Linked DNA regions of Homo sapiens: region 1 is linked to region 2. The links are chromatin loops, found by intact Hi-C in ENCODE. Cell type or tissue: Caco-2. All regions are shown on one strand. Links, peaks and the distances in the headings refer to the core of each region. The heading gives the core; the rest is flanking DNA.

Region 1 (8,236 bases), core at 2,448-4,947, 150 kb after region 2:
ATTACATTTTCAAACTTGCTTGCATATTGAATTCATCTGGGGAGCTTCAGAAAACACTACCTGGTTCCCACCCCTAGAGGTTGATAAAAGTAGGATGGGGTGTTGCCTGGCAATGGGAATTTGTGAAAGCTCCCTAGGTGGTTCTAATATGTAGTCAGGATTCAGGCTCTTGTCATAGTTGGCCACCCCCTCCAGCTGTGTATGTAGGAGAACAGCTGCTGGAGCTGGCCCTGCAGTGGAATAAAGGAACAGGTTGTTGGAGAATAGCTTGGTACTAATGCATTTACATTTGATGTAGGCATCTGCCTTCTCTAGGAAATATGTGGGGCTCTTTTCAAAAGAACTTTCCAAAAATCACAAGCTTTTCTTTGATAATTGGGTCAGACTTGCTATTTTATTTACTTTGATATGAAGGAATTAAGTGTTGTTAAAATAGGATAGTGACAAATTGAGTGGTATGGTAATTGGGTTGTATGAGTGAGTTTGTCTGTCTTATAGTCTGTTGGCTTATAGTAAATCTGGTAGTGGTCAGATTTGTTTGAAGACATTCCTTGAAGGTGAGAAAAAATTAAGAGGCAACACAGATCTTTGGTTCTAGAGAGTTTGGCTGGCTCATAAAATAATGGCCTTCTGTGAAAATATTTTACTGCTTTTTCATAGACTAGTAATGTGAACCGATGCCAGGAGAGAGCATGTACAAGATACTGTTTGCAATCTCTACAACCAGAACAGTGTGTGTGTGTTTAAACTGAGAAAAAATTTACATAATATAAAACTAACCATTTTAAAGTGAACAATTTGGCTTTTAGTACATTCAGTGTTTGCAACCACCATCTCTGTCTGGTTACCAAAACACTTTCATCGCTCCAAAAAGAAACCCTTCCCCTCCGAATCCTTTCTGTCTCCAAACCTCAGGTCATGTCTGCCTTCCTCAAGTCGTTCCCAGCTACTGTGGTCTTGTCTCTCCCTTCTTAGTTCATGTGTCTGTTTCTTGGCCATATATTTTATACTCATCATATACTGCTTTGTACTTGATTACAGAAGCAATGCATCTCGCAAAGCCAGCATATGAGGCAAAATTTGATTATGGTTAAAATTACCCTTGGAAGATCTATAAATTTCTCATTATATGCAGTATGGATGACATTGGGTAAACAGCCCTGCTCAGTAATTTATAGACACTTTAAACTGAGAATCCATAAAGTAAGATAAAAGTGAGGAGGCAGAGCGGGGAGGTGGCAGCTGGCAGCTGTGAACCATCCTGCACAGAACAGGGGGTTCACTTCATTCTGATTTAACAATGAACTGCTATAATCTCAATGTGTTCCACGTGTCTTTATTGTGGAGATTGACTGGACACATATCTTGTGCCCAATATTTACTAGATTTGCATCTAAAGCTTGCTTGATCAGATCTGCATATACAAAATCCTTTTCAACATCATGGAAGAATTTGGCTACCAACTTTCTCTCTTCCAAAGTCGGCATTAACTTGTTTTCCCCTCTCTCCCTGTCTTCCTTCTCTCCACTGGATAGATGTTACTCTCCTTAGGAGTTGGTCACATCACCCCATTAGGGCATATTTTTATGTGAGTTATCGACCCAACTAAATATACATCCCTTAGGTTCAGGAGCTACATCTCCATGTTCATACTTTGTTACATGGTACTTATCACAATGTGTTTTAGGTATAAACCAGGTGCCCCATGAATGCACATTCTCTGTTCACTGATTCCTATACTCAGCATGAACATTTAGTGAGCATCTGTTCCGTGCCAGGATGTGCTAGATCCTAGGGATACAAAGATGCCCAACAGTATATTTGGAAGATCTTGCTGTAATGAGGTGAAACTGATGTGAAAGAAATGACTGCAAAACCAGAAGGAAAGATAATCATAGAAGAATTTATAGTGGCAGCTTATGGTTGGGTAGGGCTAACTCTATAGGGAACAGGGAAGGAAGTGATCAGTGAGGAGATGGTGCTGGAAGTTGGACCCTGCCCACATGGACGAGTAAGGTAGGGCACTGTGGCCTGAGGAAATAGTAAGTACAAGGACAGAGGTTGGCATGCTTTCCTGTAAAGGATCAGATAGTAAACATTTTACTATGTGTTTTTTTTTCTCCGAGACAGAGTCTTGCTTTGTCACCCAGGCTGGAGTGCAGTGGTACAATCTCTGCTCACTGCAACCTCCGCCTCCCGGACTCAAGCGATTCTTCTGCCTCAGCCTCCCAGGTAGCTGGGATTACAGGCACCCGCCACCACGCCCGGCTAATTTTTGTAATTTTAGTAGAGACAGGGTTTTACCATGTTGGCCAGGCTGGTTTCGAACTCCTGACCTCAAATGATCCACCTACCTCGGCCTCCCAAAGTGCTGGGATTACAGGTGTGAGCCACTGTGCCCGGCCTACTGTGTTTTTAAAATGGCTTTGAACCATAGGGTCTCTGTCATTACTTTTTGTTTTTTGAGACAGAGTCTCATTTTGTTGTCCAGGCTGGAGTGCAGTGGCACAATTGTAGCTCACTGTAACCTTGAGCTTCTGGGCTCCAGGGACCCTCATGCCTCAGCCTCCTGAATAGCTAGGACTACAAGCATGTACCACCACATCTGGCTAATTTTCTTTTTTAAGTTTTGTAGAGACAGGGTCTTGCTATATTGCCCAGGCCAGTCTCAAACTCCTATCCTCAAATGATCTACCTGCCTCGGCTCCCAAAGTGCTGGAATGATAGGCATGAGCCACTGCACCTGGCCTTCAATTCTAGCATTAAAATGTGAAAGTATTAAATAGATAATACATCAATGAATGAATGAATATGGCTGTGTTCCTAGGAAACTTGATTTATGGACATCAGTATTTGACTTTCATGTGATTTTTTTCATGTTATGTGAATATCCTTCTTCTGAGCTTTTTTCAACCATTCTTAACTCATGGGCTATAGAAAAACAGGCAACACAGGCAGTGTGCTAGATTTGTCCCATAGCTGCAGTTTGCTGACATATTCTCAAAGGCAGGGGAGAGTGAGATGATGTTGCAGGAATGGAAGAGTAAGTAGTTAGTATGAGGATTCTGATGTGGTGAGTCTGGGGGAAGCTGAAATTCTATGCTTCTAACCTGCTCCTAGGTGATGACGATGCTGAGGTCCTCACCTGGAGGAGCAAGGAGCTAAAGTACCATTGGGGTCCCACTGTGCCCCTTATGTTGTGATAGGTTTTGTGGGTATGGGACAATATGAGAAGCCAATTGTATGCCTACCAGGTGCTCTCAGTCTCTTTAGAGAGGAGAGATTTATATAACTAGAAAGGTACATGAACTCCCCTAGAATAAAAGTTGAGATCAAGCCAGGCAACGAGATTCTTCAGTGCTGGATGCAACTAACCACCCCACGAGTGGCATATGGGCCACAGGGTGATGGCCAGCAGAGTCCTTGGCTGAGCTGGGACTAGGCTCCCTGGCTTCCAGGATCTACACAACATCACCTCCGTTCGGTTCCTGTTGGGATTTTCCTGTTCCTTTCTGGTTATTCCTCATTCTGTTATCTTGAGCCATTCCTGGCATGATTTACATGGAGTGGAGACTTTGCTTTAGGTAAAAATTTCTTGGGTATGCTGGCTGAAGGGGGAGTCCCAGGAGTGGAACTCAGTGACAAGAGAGCTGTGGTGAGGCTGAAGGACAGACACTCACCTGAAGCTTAGGGACAGCAGCTTTAAAGGTCATCACAGCTGGATGGATGGTGGACTTAAGCCATAGTGGAGAAAGTGAGGACACCTGGGGGTAGAAGAAATGTTGACAGTTAAGATCAGCAAATGCTCAGAAGGTTTTCTCTGGAGGTACCTCAGAACATTCCTTATATTTTACTCTGGAGCTCTCAGATGCAATAAAGCTCTTTGTTATTTTAAAGCTCTATATTATTTTACTATAAAGATATGATAATATCTTGCCATAAGGCAGCAGGCTTAAGAAGCAGGGAGAAGGTTAAGATTCTGTGAATTTGTTTCTTAGTAATGAAACAGATGACTTTGGCTTGTACCCTGAGTTGGGATGTCAAGGATGCAAAGTGGTTGATGTTTGCTTTCTCATTGACTGGTATTCTGATTCTGTTGCCTTACAACTTTCACTGTTCCATAGTATATTAGAGACAAGTGTAGGAGGAGTCAGGATCTTGCTTTAAAAAAAAAAAAAAGCCTCTGATTACCTGGAGGAAAACACTGCTTTGAAAAAAAAAGTCAGGACCAAAGTAAAGCCAGCTGGCCGCATGTGCACAGGTGACAGACTGGCCCAGGGTCTGTGCTCAGCTGTCACTCCAGGAGTGAAGTGGATGATACTGACCCAAGCACATGTTCTGGTTGAGCTTTTGGTCAAAAGAACCAGTTGTTTCAGGTTTCCTGATAATATTCTATGGCCAAAGAAGCCAGATGTATGTGTGTGTACTGACGGCTTCTACAGAAAATAGGCCCTGTGGAAGTTGCCTACCTATGAGATGAAAATGCAGAAATTGTTCTGACAGCTGTGCAGTAGGATCCCAGGAGATCCAGATGCTGCCATTCAGCACTCATTAGTGTCTCTGGGAGCTTTTATGTCACCTCAGATCCTGACTGAGTTGGTCTGAGGTACAGCCAAGAATTGATATTTTCCAGGCTCCCCAGGTGATTCTGACTGCAAGTAGGGCTGGGAACCTCCTAGTTATGTTGAGAATGTGCTGGGCAAGTCAGACAGTTAATCCTGTATCACTACTTTACCAAGGGCTGTGTTCTTTCCTGCCAGAACTTGGCCCCATTCAGTGACTTTGTCTGCAAATCAGGATAGCTACTTGGTGAAGGTGAGTGAAAGTTTTGGGTTTATGGCTTAAAGAATGGACAAATAGGCCTGGCATAGTGGTTCCTGTCTGTCATCCCAACACTTTGGGAGGCTGAGACGGGAGGATCACAGGAGTTGGAGGCTGCAGTGACCTGTGATCACACCACTGCATGCTAGCCTGGGTAACAGAGTGAGACCCCATCCGAAAAAAGAAAAAGAGTGGACAGATAAATTCAAGTGGCTGACAACTTGAGGATACTTAAATACACTTTCCATTTGCCGACCACTTTCTTTCACTTCTGCAGGAAAATGACTTTTTCTCTGAATGCAGAATATCAGCAGAGATTCCCAAGCTTTGAACATTTGCTATACTGTCTTGGCTTTTCCCTGTGTTGTTTTGTTTGTAGCCTGCTAAATAACTCCCTCTGACATTGCTATTTTGTAACACCCTTTGAGATAATGGTGCAATATCTAGTGTATATAAACAAATGCAGGCTCAACAGTCTCTTGGGTAGAATTTTAATTTCATTGATCTGCAACGTTCTTTTAACATCTAAAAGGTGCCCTCTGCTACCAGTCCTGTGAGTTGTTCCCCTGTTATCATGATATCGGATCACGTTGTGTCCTGAAATGAGAAGGTGGGGAGATGTGTGCAGATAGCTTTAGAAGTTCTCCTGATGGGCACTTTCTAGGTAGTGACACACATTTAGAAATCTGAGAGCTTTGTTCTGTATCTAAGTTTCTTCTGTTTTAATCTTTCAGTGCACAAGGGTCTGGATCCCTGACCCTGATGAGGTATGGCGCTCAGCTGAGTTAACCAAGGACTACAAAGAAGGAGACAAGAGCCTACAGCTCAGACTGGAGGATGAAACGGTAAGAGTGAGTCCGGGGCAGGGGGGCGGGGGTGAGGTGGGGCAGGGAGCTCAGGTGTGCAAGGAACAGGAGTAGATAGTACATTGTGGGCTGGAGTTTTCCCTGGACATTGGAGCTCTTGAGCCCTTGGATTCTTTCTTGTTGCTATTGATGTATGTGAAAGTGCTAAGCCAGGAAGCTGCTCTATGGATGTCACACAAAAAATAAGTGTTTATTGGGGTTAGCAGCTGAGAGATCATTGGTGATCAAGGCAGGAATCTTCAGTGGAGTGGAGGGAACAGGAGGTTGAGACCTCACTGGGAAGTGAGGGAGAGGAGCTGCTACAAGGGTCCCTGCAGGGCACAGTGGTTGGAGCCAGCCTGCCTGGGTTGGGATCCTGGCTCAGCCATCACTAGTTTTGTGACCTTATATCAGTTCACAATCTTTCTGTGCTTGTTACTTCATCTATAAAATGGGAGTGCTAGTTTATCTAGGGCTGTTTTGAGAATAAGATGGGTTAATATGTGGCAAGTACTTAAAACAGTGCCTGGCACATAAGTGCTCCCTATGTGTTAGCTGCTGTAGTGAGCATTTTTTATTTTTTGACCTTCAGGCTGTTTCTTTCAAGTGGAAGACAAGGTAGTAACTATGAAATTCTATTCCTCCTAATATGTCTGATTTAGTTTACCTTCTCATGAGCCTTTTGTGACCACTGCCTCTGCAACTGGTGCATTTCACAAATAATGGATGCTCACCCTATATGCTGTGCCAGGTCCCAGGGGGCAGATGGGTAAACGGTTGTGGCCCTGCTGTTTCAGATAGCTCAGTGCTAAAGGGGGGCAGTGAACATGAACACAAAAGGGAGACAAAGTATTATGATAAATGGCAGTAGGCATGGAAGTGAGTGCATGAGGTATAGGAGAGAAAAGGAACCCACTCTTTTTATTTTTAAAGAGATGAGATCTTGCTGTGTTGCCCAGGTGGGCCTGAAACTCCTGGGTTCAAGTGATCCTCTTCCTGCCTCAGCCCCTGGAGTAGCTGGGACTCCTCTTGAGGAGAGGGGGTTTTGGGAAGGAGCTGGCCATGGAAGATTCAGGGTGCGGTGACCAAGAGTAGGGTGTCCCAGGCAGGAACTGTGTGTGCCAAAGCCCTGAGACCTTCTTGTGTTCCAGGAAAGGGAAGGAGGCCAGTGCATCTGGGAGCTGTCGGGGAAGAGGACTGTTGGGTGGCTTCAGACTGAGGATGCAGGCAGAGGTAGTTCATGCAGGCTTTACGGTGGGGGAGACGACTGGGAGAAAAATAGGTTTGGAAGAAAATGGTTGGTAACAAATTAAGGGTTGGCTTTGGGATGGATTGAGTTTGGGCTGCAGAACAGACATTGCTTGGAGAAAAGGTTTGGGTTGGAGATACTGTTTCCTCTCTGAATGGCAACAGCACTAAAAGTGTGTACCATATCCTCTGATCATTTCCTGCCTATTCTTGGTCTTGTCTCCTTTTCTAGATGGTTGGTGATTAACTTGTTGATTGAACATCCTACCACTAACTTCTGTTTTGTATCAACTTAAGCATATCACTTGGTAAACCCAGAACATGAGCTTATTAGAAAACGTCTGTACTGAGGTGTGCACCCCTCACATTCCTCTTCCTAGTAGGCAGCTTTCGCTAGCCACCTCTTGCTTTTGAGATGAGAAGCACAACTCCCAACAGATGGAATTATGTTTACCATGTTGAATAACTTCCCACCCCACCCCCAGGAAAAAAAAATGAAATTAGTCCACCCACTTGAATGGTGTATCTTCTACTCTACTCCAGCAGATTTCGTTTCAGTTGATCTTTTCTAGTGGGTGGGTGTTTTTAAAAAGTTGCACGGAGGTAGTGAGGAATGATCTGCCATGTTGCTAAAACAGAGCAGATGCTCGCCCACCCTGCTGAAAACGAATTTGGCCCTGCATGACTAACTGTGGCAGCTGCCCAGACCCCATCTCCTCCTTCCCCTGCTACAAGGCCAGGCAGCATGTAATTGGAAGGGAAGCCTGGCTCTAGAGATTAGCAGTTCTCGAGAAATAATGGGCTCTGAACATCTGAGTCTGTCCAGGTTGCTCATGGGCAGTGGCTTGTCCATGGCTGGCTCTGAGCTATCATTATGAGTGACTTGGCAGAGCTGTGGACTAGAGGCAGGAGCACAGAAATTACGTGGCCACACTTTGAATGCAGAGAGTCTCCTCTGAAGCTGAAATTATCCATGGTGTACTATGCTGGCTGGAAAATCTGCCCCAGCAGCCTCTTCCAACCAACCTCGTGCATCCTCCCTCCCCCTGAAGTTCAATAGTGTGGGTTTCACTGCATCAGCAAAGGATTAACATCAGTTAGATTATCTTCCAGGAAGACAATGATATTCCTAACCTCTGACTTATGATAGGACCTTCCGCCTGCTTGCTAACTTGTCCCCTCTTGAAGACAGTCAAGCTTCTCTCCGTGCCTCTAAAAAGTTTTTTCACTCTGGTTTTCACTCATTCATTCATTCATATCTATTGTGGTAAAATATATGTAGCATAAAATTTACCATGCTAACCTTTTTTTTTTATTATACT
Region 2 (8,236 bases), core at 3,525-6,024:
ACAAAGCATGAAATATCAAAATTTTAAATAAAGACAGGATCTGGCAGTGCTATGCTCAACCATGTTGGAATCAGAGGCCAAAAGAAAAATGTGTGTCTGTATAGACATGCCTTAATGTATTTCTTCAGTGGTTAACTTTTTCCAGAAGTAGATATTATTGATTGATCCAGAAAATATTATTGATGAGCTTGCTTCATTAAAGCCAGTGAAGTTATACTAACTTCTGGTTTTGTTATTATGCAGTTAAAGATTAATTCAGCAGGCTTGAGGTGTCCAACCCTGCACATTCCAAAGAAAGGATGGACCCTTGAGGCTCCCGGGAGATATAACCTGTGAGTTCTTGGAATTCTGCCTGATATGAGTGTCTTTGTCTTCCTAGAGACTTGGACTACCCTAGATAGCTTCTTATTTTTTATTTTAGAGATGGAGTCTCACTCCGTTGCCCAGGCTGGAGTGCAGTGACACGATCATAGTTCACTGCAGCCTCGAATTCCTGGGCTGAAGCCATCCTCTTGCCTCAGATTCCTGAGTAGTTAAGACTATGGGAACATGCCACTACACCCAGCTAATTTAAAAAATTTTTTGTATAGGCAGGATCTTGTTCTGTGCCCAGGCTGGTCTCGAACTCCCAGCCTCAAGCAGTCCTCCTGCCTCAGCCCCTCAGAGCACTGGGATTACAGGCATGAGCTACTGCACCTGGCCTATCCCGGATTTATACTAACGATGTAATTTTTGTTGAAACCTGTTGTTGTTCACCTGGGAACCTGGGCCATGCTGTATTCATTTCACCTCTGGAGGTGGGAGAAATGAAGACTGGCCCCCAGTGAAAACCTTGCAAGTTTGGGTGAGCTTCCCTGCTTGGCAATACTTCCTCCATGTTGTCACACATCATTGCTGGGTGCTCTCCCTACAATTCTCCTTGTTAAGGACAATGGAAGCTTATGTCTCGTCTCTTCTGGACTCTGCCCTGTGCACTTTTTTTCCTTTGCTGATTGTAATCTGCATCCTTTCATTGTAATAAGCCAAAACCATGACTATAACAGCTTTTTTGAATTCTGTGAGTCCTTCTAGCAAATCCTCAAACCTGGAGTCCTGGAGATCCCTTAACACAAGTATAATAAAATATTTAAGCTTAACATAATGTGCATTTTAACAACCCACTTTAAAATTTTTCAATATTTTTTAACTCCTTTAAGATCCTGGGAAAAGTTAACCTTTAAAAATATACAGCTGGGGCTGGGCGTGGTGGCTCACGCCTGTAATCCCAGCACATTGGGAGGCCGAGGCAGGCGGATCACCTGAGGTCGGGAGTTTGAGACTAGCCTGACCAACATGGAGAAACCCTGTCTCTACTAAAAATACAAAAATTAGCCAGGCGTGGTGGCGCATGCCTGCAATCCCAGCTACTCGGGAGACTGAGGCAGGAGAATTGCTTGAACCCGGGATGCGGAGGTTGCAGTGAGCCGAGATCGCGCCATTGCACTGCAGCCTGGGCAACAAGAGCGAAACTCCATCTCTCTCTCTCTCTCTCTATACACACACACACACACACACACACACACACACACACACACACACACATATATATATACAGTTGGGCATGGTGGCACATGTTTATAGTCCCAGCTACTCCAGAGGCTAAAGCAAGAGGATTGCTTGGGTTCAGGAGTTCTGGGCTGTAGTGTGTTATGCTGACCGGGTGTCTGCACTAAGTTTGGCATCAACATAGTGAACTCCCAGGAGCTGGGATCACCAGGTTGCCTAAGGAGGGGTGAACCAGCCCAGGTCAGAAACTGAGCAGGTCAAAATTCCTGATCGAGGCTGTGAACAGCCACCGTACTCCAGGCTGGGCAACATAGTGAGACCCTGCCTCTTAAAAAGAAATACAAGGCTGAGTGCGGTGGCTCATGCCTGTAAACCCAGCAGTTTGGGAGGCTGAGGTGGGTGGATCACCTGAGGTCAGGAGTTTGAGACCAATCTGACCAATGTGGCGAAACCCTGTCTCTACTAAAAATACAAAAATTAGCTGGGCGCGGTGGTGGGCGCCTGTAATTCCAGCTACTTGGGCGGCTGAGACATGAGAATAGCTTGAACCTGGGAGGCGGTTGCAGTGAGCCGAGATTGCGCCATTGCACTCCAGCCTGGGCAACGGAGTGAGACTCCAGCTCAAAAAAAAATGTATATAGGGGCACACATTTTTACCTCTGGCCTTTGGATTCTATATGGCTTAGCATGGCACTCCTGAATCCTGTCTTTATTTAAATTTGTGTTTTTTTTCGTCATGGACCTTTTTTTTTTTTTTTTTTTTTTGCTATTGCATTAAATTATTGTCCTAATGTCTTGAGTACTAAGTTTTCTTGGTGCTTATTTAAATTTTGGGCCTGAGGTGAATGTCAGGGGTAGAGCCTTCCAGGGAAGGAGCCAGTAGCTTCAAATAGCCTGAGGTGAGAATAAGCACAGCATGTTTGAGGAACAGAAAGAAGGGATTGAGGTCGGGAGCTCAAAGTAAGAAAGGAGAAGGGCAGGAAGAGATGAGGTCAAATAAATGGAAGTGGAGAGACCAAGCAGGTGGTTTTTGCAGTAGCCCAGCAGGAAATGGCTGGGGCTGGTGGAGGGTGGCACCACTGGAGATGGAAAAGGTGCCTGATTTGGGATGTGCCTTGGAGATTGAACTATTAGGCTTTGCTGATGGATTAGAATTGAGAATTGAGGAAAATGGGCTGGGCGCGGTGGCTCACACCTGTAATCCCAGCAGTCTGGGAGGCCGAGATGGCGGATCGCTTGAGTCCAGGAGTTTGAGACCAGCCTGGGCAACATGGTAAAACCCCATCTCTATTTCTTAAAAAAATTTAAAAAAAAAAATAGGCCAGGCTCGGTGGCTCGTACCTGTAATCACAGCACTTTGGGAGGCCGAGGCGGGCAGATCACCTGAGGTCAGGAGTTCGAGACCAGCCTGGCCAATATGGTGACACCCCGTCTCTACTAAAAATACAAAAATTAGCTGGGCGTGGTGGCGCGTGCCTGTAGTCCCGGCTACTCAGGAGGCTGAGGCAGGAGAATGGCTTGAACCTTGGAGGCGGAGGTTGCAGTGAGCCGAGATCACACCATTGCACTCCAGGCTGGGTGACAGAGTGAGACTCCATCTCAAAAGAAAAAAAAAAAAAAGAAAAACAGAATTGAGGGAAATAGAGGAATCAAGGATGATGCCTAGCCTAGGATTTCGGCTTGATGGTAAGTGGTGATGCTATGTATCAATATGGTTAAGATTTGGGGAAGAACATGCATGTGGGGTGAAAATTAAGATTTTCATTTTGGTAATATAAGTCAGAGATACCCTTAGACACATATGTGGAAAAGGCAAGTAGGCAGCTGTATGTTTGGGCTGGGCCCCCAAAAGACATTTTATTCTTCTGTAAATCTCTGTAATCTCAGGGAGTGTCTGAAACATAGTGGGTGTTTAACAAATGATGTTTAGATGAATTTTTGTTTAAAGGAATCAGAAATATATAAGACTCAGAGTTAGAAAATGACTTAGGATTCTATGCCACATTTAGATTCTTTTTGGTAGATAACAATTAGTTGCCCAAGAAGGTTGTGGTGGCTACAGGTGATAGAGAAAGCAGTTCATTCAGCCCACGTGCTGCCACTTATTAGACAAGCTTTCAGCGGCAAGCTGGTCCAGAACTGGCTTGGTAAGCTTGATGAGGTTTCAGCACTCTTGCCTTTTAGGGGTTCTGATCACACCTGTAAGGCAGGGTTACTTGAGGCTGCCTGTATACAAGGTTCATTCATTGCAGCATTCAGAGGCAGGAGTTCGTGCTTCTAGTCAGCTTTTTACAACCAGATGTCCTCTTCCACCATCGGCTGGACACCAGGCCAAATTAGGATCCAGCCTTGGGCACCCTCCCTCACGGTGCAGGTTATAGGGCACTCCAGATTCTTGCTCTGGCGTGTTCTGGCAAGAGTGAGGAGTGTCTCTAGCCTACCCCTAAATCTTGAATACCCATCATTTAACCAAAGAGATCCAACTTCTAACATGCATCCTGCAATTTCACAAGTCACCAATAAAAACTCATTTGACATTCAGTCTGTTAGTTAGCCTAGACATGGTGATTGATTGAAATGTGATAGCAGAAGGATGTGTGGTGGCTACATCTAGAGTGTGGCCTTTTGGGATGTGCCCGCTGACTGCCCTGGAATGGAGATTCTTCACAGCCTGTCACCTGGCCACCCCTAGAATTTAAGCTCAAATTAACTGAGTGGGACTGTAGTATTTCAGAGTATATAACAGAAAATCTTCCCTAGTTCCCTGATCTTTGAAAGTGGTAGATGGAAGAGCCAATCCTCTCATTTTACTAATGAGAAATCAGAGGCTCAGAGAGGAAGCGGGACCGCCCAAAGTCACCCCCGTGGTTGGCGGTGCGGCAGCTCTTGGCCTGGGCATTTCTGGGAATAGGAAGATGATAGGGGCTCCCGAGACCCGCTTGAGTAGCAGAGAATTTCACAATCTCTCCCCACCTGCCTGGCTCAGAAAGTTTACCCTTCACCCCACATCACCTGGTAATAAATCAAAATGGAACCATTAAACCAAAGCCTTGCTGTGGGGACCATGTTTCAACCTGATTCTAGGGGAGACTTCCTCTCAGGTGAAGTGAGAGGGATTGAAAAATGAGAAAACGCAGAAACAGAACTAGCTGTTGGGAAAAGTGTCCAGAAGAGGGCGTGAGACGCTGGGGATAAAACATTCCCGCGGCCTCTGCGATCTTCCGGAAAGGGACCGGCAGCTGCTTAGGTGAGAGCCGATTGTGGTGAGGGGCAAGTGTCTGTTGGAGGACTGGAGGCTCAGAACACTTCAGTGGGGTGTGGAGGAGACTGTGCGTTCGCCGACGGTGGTATCACATTTCCTCTGATCCATGTCACCTCATTTTTCTCCTCCCTCCTCTCCATCCAAGCTCCAATAGACTCGTCATTTCATTCTGGGGTTGGCGGGGAGGTGTCATTACAGTTATTTATATACAGCCCGTGAGCCCTGGGAACAGCCTCTAGGGGCAGGAATTTTGGAGGTTCTGCGAAAGCATAAACCACACTGTTATGCCTCCCTCTTCTTCAAAGAGAAGAAGCTAGCCCCACCACCCCTTTTCAGCAGTCAGGATGCCTCCTAGGAAGCAAAGCCGCTCATTCCATTTCGGATTAAAGGCGAGGTTTATGTGAAACACCCCCCAAAGGAAGCACATGACTTACAGTCGTACTGAGTTGTAAGAAACTGATATCAAACCTTCCTAGGGAGCAAGCTTTAAGATGCGGGTTTCCTCCCTCAAGGCTATCAATCCAGCATTTGTGACAACAGCTCTAAGCTTTCTTGGGCACCATAAGCCAGGTGTAAGGAGGGCAGCCACCAGGGAACCACCAGTGATTCCAAGCAGGGGTACAGCCCACCCTCCACCCGGTGGCAAAATAGCATCCTTGACAGTGATAATCCAGCCTCTGCTTGCATTCTTCCAGGGACAGCACGCTCAATTCTTCATGAGATGCCTGGTCCTCTCTTGATGGTTTTTCTTATTTGAATGTTGTACTTATGCTTCATGGTTGTCCAGGATTTATTACCCTGAAACTTCCTCCCTGTGGGCCTGGCCTCTATTAATCAGCTTAATCTCTCTTTCACAAAACTGATTTTTAAGTATTTAAGAACACGATGTCCCTATCTCTCTTGTTGGGGGTCCCCAGTCCTCACCATTCCTCAGACCTCAGAGTCTTTTTTTCCTAAACTAAACAACTCCAATAACCTCCACTCATCCTCACATGTTAGAGCTCCACCATGGAAGAATGTTGGAGCGGAAGTCTGGGTCAGGGGGTCGGGGACTGTGCCAGGGCCTCCCCGTACAAAGAGTAACAGAAGTTACTGCTGAAGCTGCAGAGGCTGGGTGCTAACTTGAAACAGGTGAAAAAATAAGTCTGTATTGTCTCAAGAGAGACTTGGAGATGAGCATAGACTAAACTGGCAGGCTGAAAGCGTTTCACAGCATCAAGATGGTTAACACCAATTTAAATCCTGAATTCCTAAGAAAGTCCTAATGTGAGGAGCTGTGGAAGTGGCTGTCCTCCACCCCAGGGGCTTTAGACTTTCTTGCTTTTTTTTTTTTTTTTTTTTCTGCCAGGGTCTTGCTCTGGTTGCCCAGGTTGGAGTGCAGCGGCATGACCACAGCTCACTGCAGCCTTGACCTTCTGGGTTCAAGCAATCCTCCCATCTCTGCCTCCTAAGTATCCGGGACTACAGATGCATGACACCACACCTGGCTAATATATTTGTGTAGAGATGGGGTTTCCCTATGTTGCTCAGGATGATCTGAAACTCTTGGGCTCAAGTGATCCTCCATCTTGGCCTCCCAAAGCGTTAGGGTTATAGGTGTGAGCCATCATGCCCAGCTGACTTTCTTGCTCTTATATTCTCAAAATGAATTTTTTAAAAGCTGTATGTCTCCATACATTTTGGATATTTTCTAAGTTTCCATAGTTGAAAAGGATGTAATTTTGCTGTATCTAGTCACTTAAAATACTATATTACTGTTTTAAATGAACCCAATGGACTCTAACTGTCCTAGCAATTTGATAACTTCCATTGCCCATTTTTAAAATACACAAACAAGTTATTTAAATCAATTATTTTTTGTTCCTTAAGCCTGAAACTCCATTCCACTTTTTCCACGGAATTTTATCCTACATTTTTTTGTGGTAGAAGTCCTTTTAATAACCACCCTATAATAATTAACCACAACAAAAATAGCTATATAAATTAATATATTTTAAAAATTTCCAGTGGTCTAAGTATTAAAATTATTTTGAATTATCACAAATAGTATTACTGCACAGCTTCAAAAATCTATTCCTATTTTTGTTATAAGTGCTGAGAGGAATCTTGTTTGCATAAATAAATAGATAGGAAGGCAAGTTTTGTTGGAACAGCGTCCTTCAATTCTTTGAATTCCTTCTGAGTTGCCAAAAATTACATAGTGATCCATCAAAAGATTGTTTTTAATAATCTGTCAGCTGACCACTGGCTTAAGTCCTGCTTCAATTTTGTTGATAGCACAGAAGTGGAAACTACTTGAGCTGCAAAAGAATTTGTGGCCCCTTCTTTAGTTACTTGCTTTCTCAACACCAAATTTCTAAGTGTCCTTGTGTGTGGCATCATGCTTTGGCTACCTGGGCAAACCACCATCCTACTACTCAGGAGGTCTGAGAATGTGTCTTTTGCAAAGGGAGAGAAAGGGACCTGGGAACTGAGACCTGAGAATGACCCTTGCCTAATTGCAGGCCTGATTTTTTTCAAATCAGTGTTTAGGAAGAAATACATATGGAGGTATAGGATCTGGACACCAATTCCTTTAAAACAAAATATGGGAATAACAACATGAATAGTCTTGGTGTACAGGGCCCCACAAACCCCAATTTGAAGATGGCCACTTTAGTAGGTATTTGGGGAATGAACCTGCCATCATGAGGAGAGAATTTGCTAGAATGAAATTCTTATCAGTAAGCCAAGGATCACAGAACACTTTTGTATATAATTATATTAGTCATCTATCACTACATAGCAAATTATCCTCAAACGTAGTGGTTTTAAACAACACATTTATTATCACACAGTTTACATGGGTCACAGAATTATATCACAGTTTCTTTAAGGTAGATGCAGCTTTATGGGATCCTTGCTTCAGGGTGGATCACATGGTTGCAATCAAAGTGTCAGCTGGGGATGAGGTCTCATCTGAAAGCTCATTGTATTACTCAGGGTTATCTAGAGGGACAGAACTAATGGAATATATATATGAGTTTATTCAGTATTAACTCACACAATTACCAGCTCCCACAGTAGGCCGTCTGCAGGCTGAGGAGCAAAGAGAGCCAGTTGGAGTTCCAAAGCTGAAGAACTTGGAGTCCGATGTTTGAGGGCAGGAAGCATCCAGTAGGGGAGAAAGATGTAGGCTGGGAGGCTAGGCCAGTCTCTCTTTTCCCATTTTTCTGCCTGCTTTTTATTCTAGCCATGCTGGCAGCTAATTAGATTGTGCTCACCCGGATTGAGGGTGGATCTGCCTTTCCCAACCCCACTGACTCAAATGTTAATCTCCTTTGGCAATACCCTCACAGACACACCCAGGATAAATACTTCATATCCTTCAATCAAGTTGACACCCAGTATTAACAATCACACTCATTTGGACAAGAATCTCCTTCCAAG

The links. A loop is a pair of places that touch in the nucleus more often than their neighbours do. Peaks named below come from ENCODE experiments on the same cell type or tissue, not always from the same donor. Only the 100,000 strongest peaks of a DNase experiment are listed, where the experiment ranks them.
Region 1: it touches region 2 in a loop (8-fold over the local background); 16 of 110 quality-filtered maps call a loop at or near these places.

Annotation. Positions count from the first base shown.
Region 1 is chr18:50,052,698-50,060,933 of GRCh38, reverse strand. It overlaps MYO5B (myosin VB), which reads left to right. Exons shown (of 40, transcript NM_001080467.3): 2 at 5,556-5,666. Among named protein-coding and RNA genes, the nearest start is that of MIR4320, 70 kb to the left of the region's middle. In Caco-2, for the core only: no CTCF peak of the experiment used is centred there; no DNase peak of the experiment used is centred there.
Region 2 is chr18:50,200,636-50,208,871 of GRCh38, reverse strand. It overlaps the pseudogene RN7SL310P. Among named protein-coding and RNA genes, the nearest start is that of MYO5B, 9.6 kb to the right of the region's middle. In Caco-2, for the core only: no CTCF peak of the experiment used is centred there; a DNase peak (open chromatin) is centred at 4,761.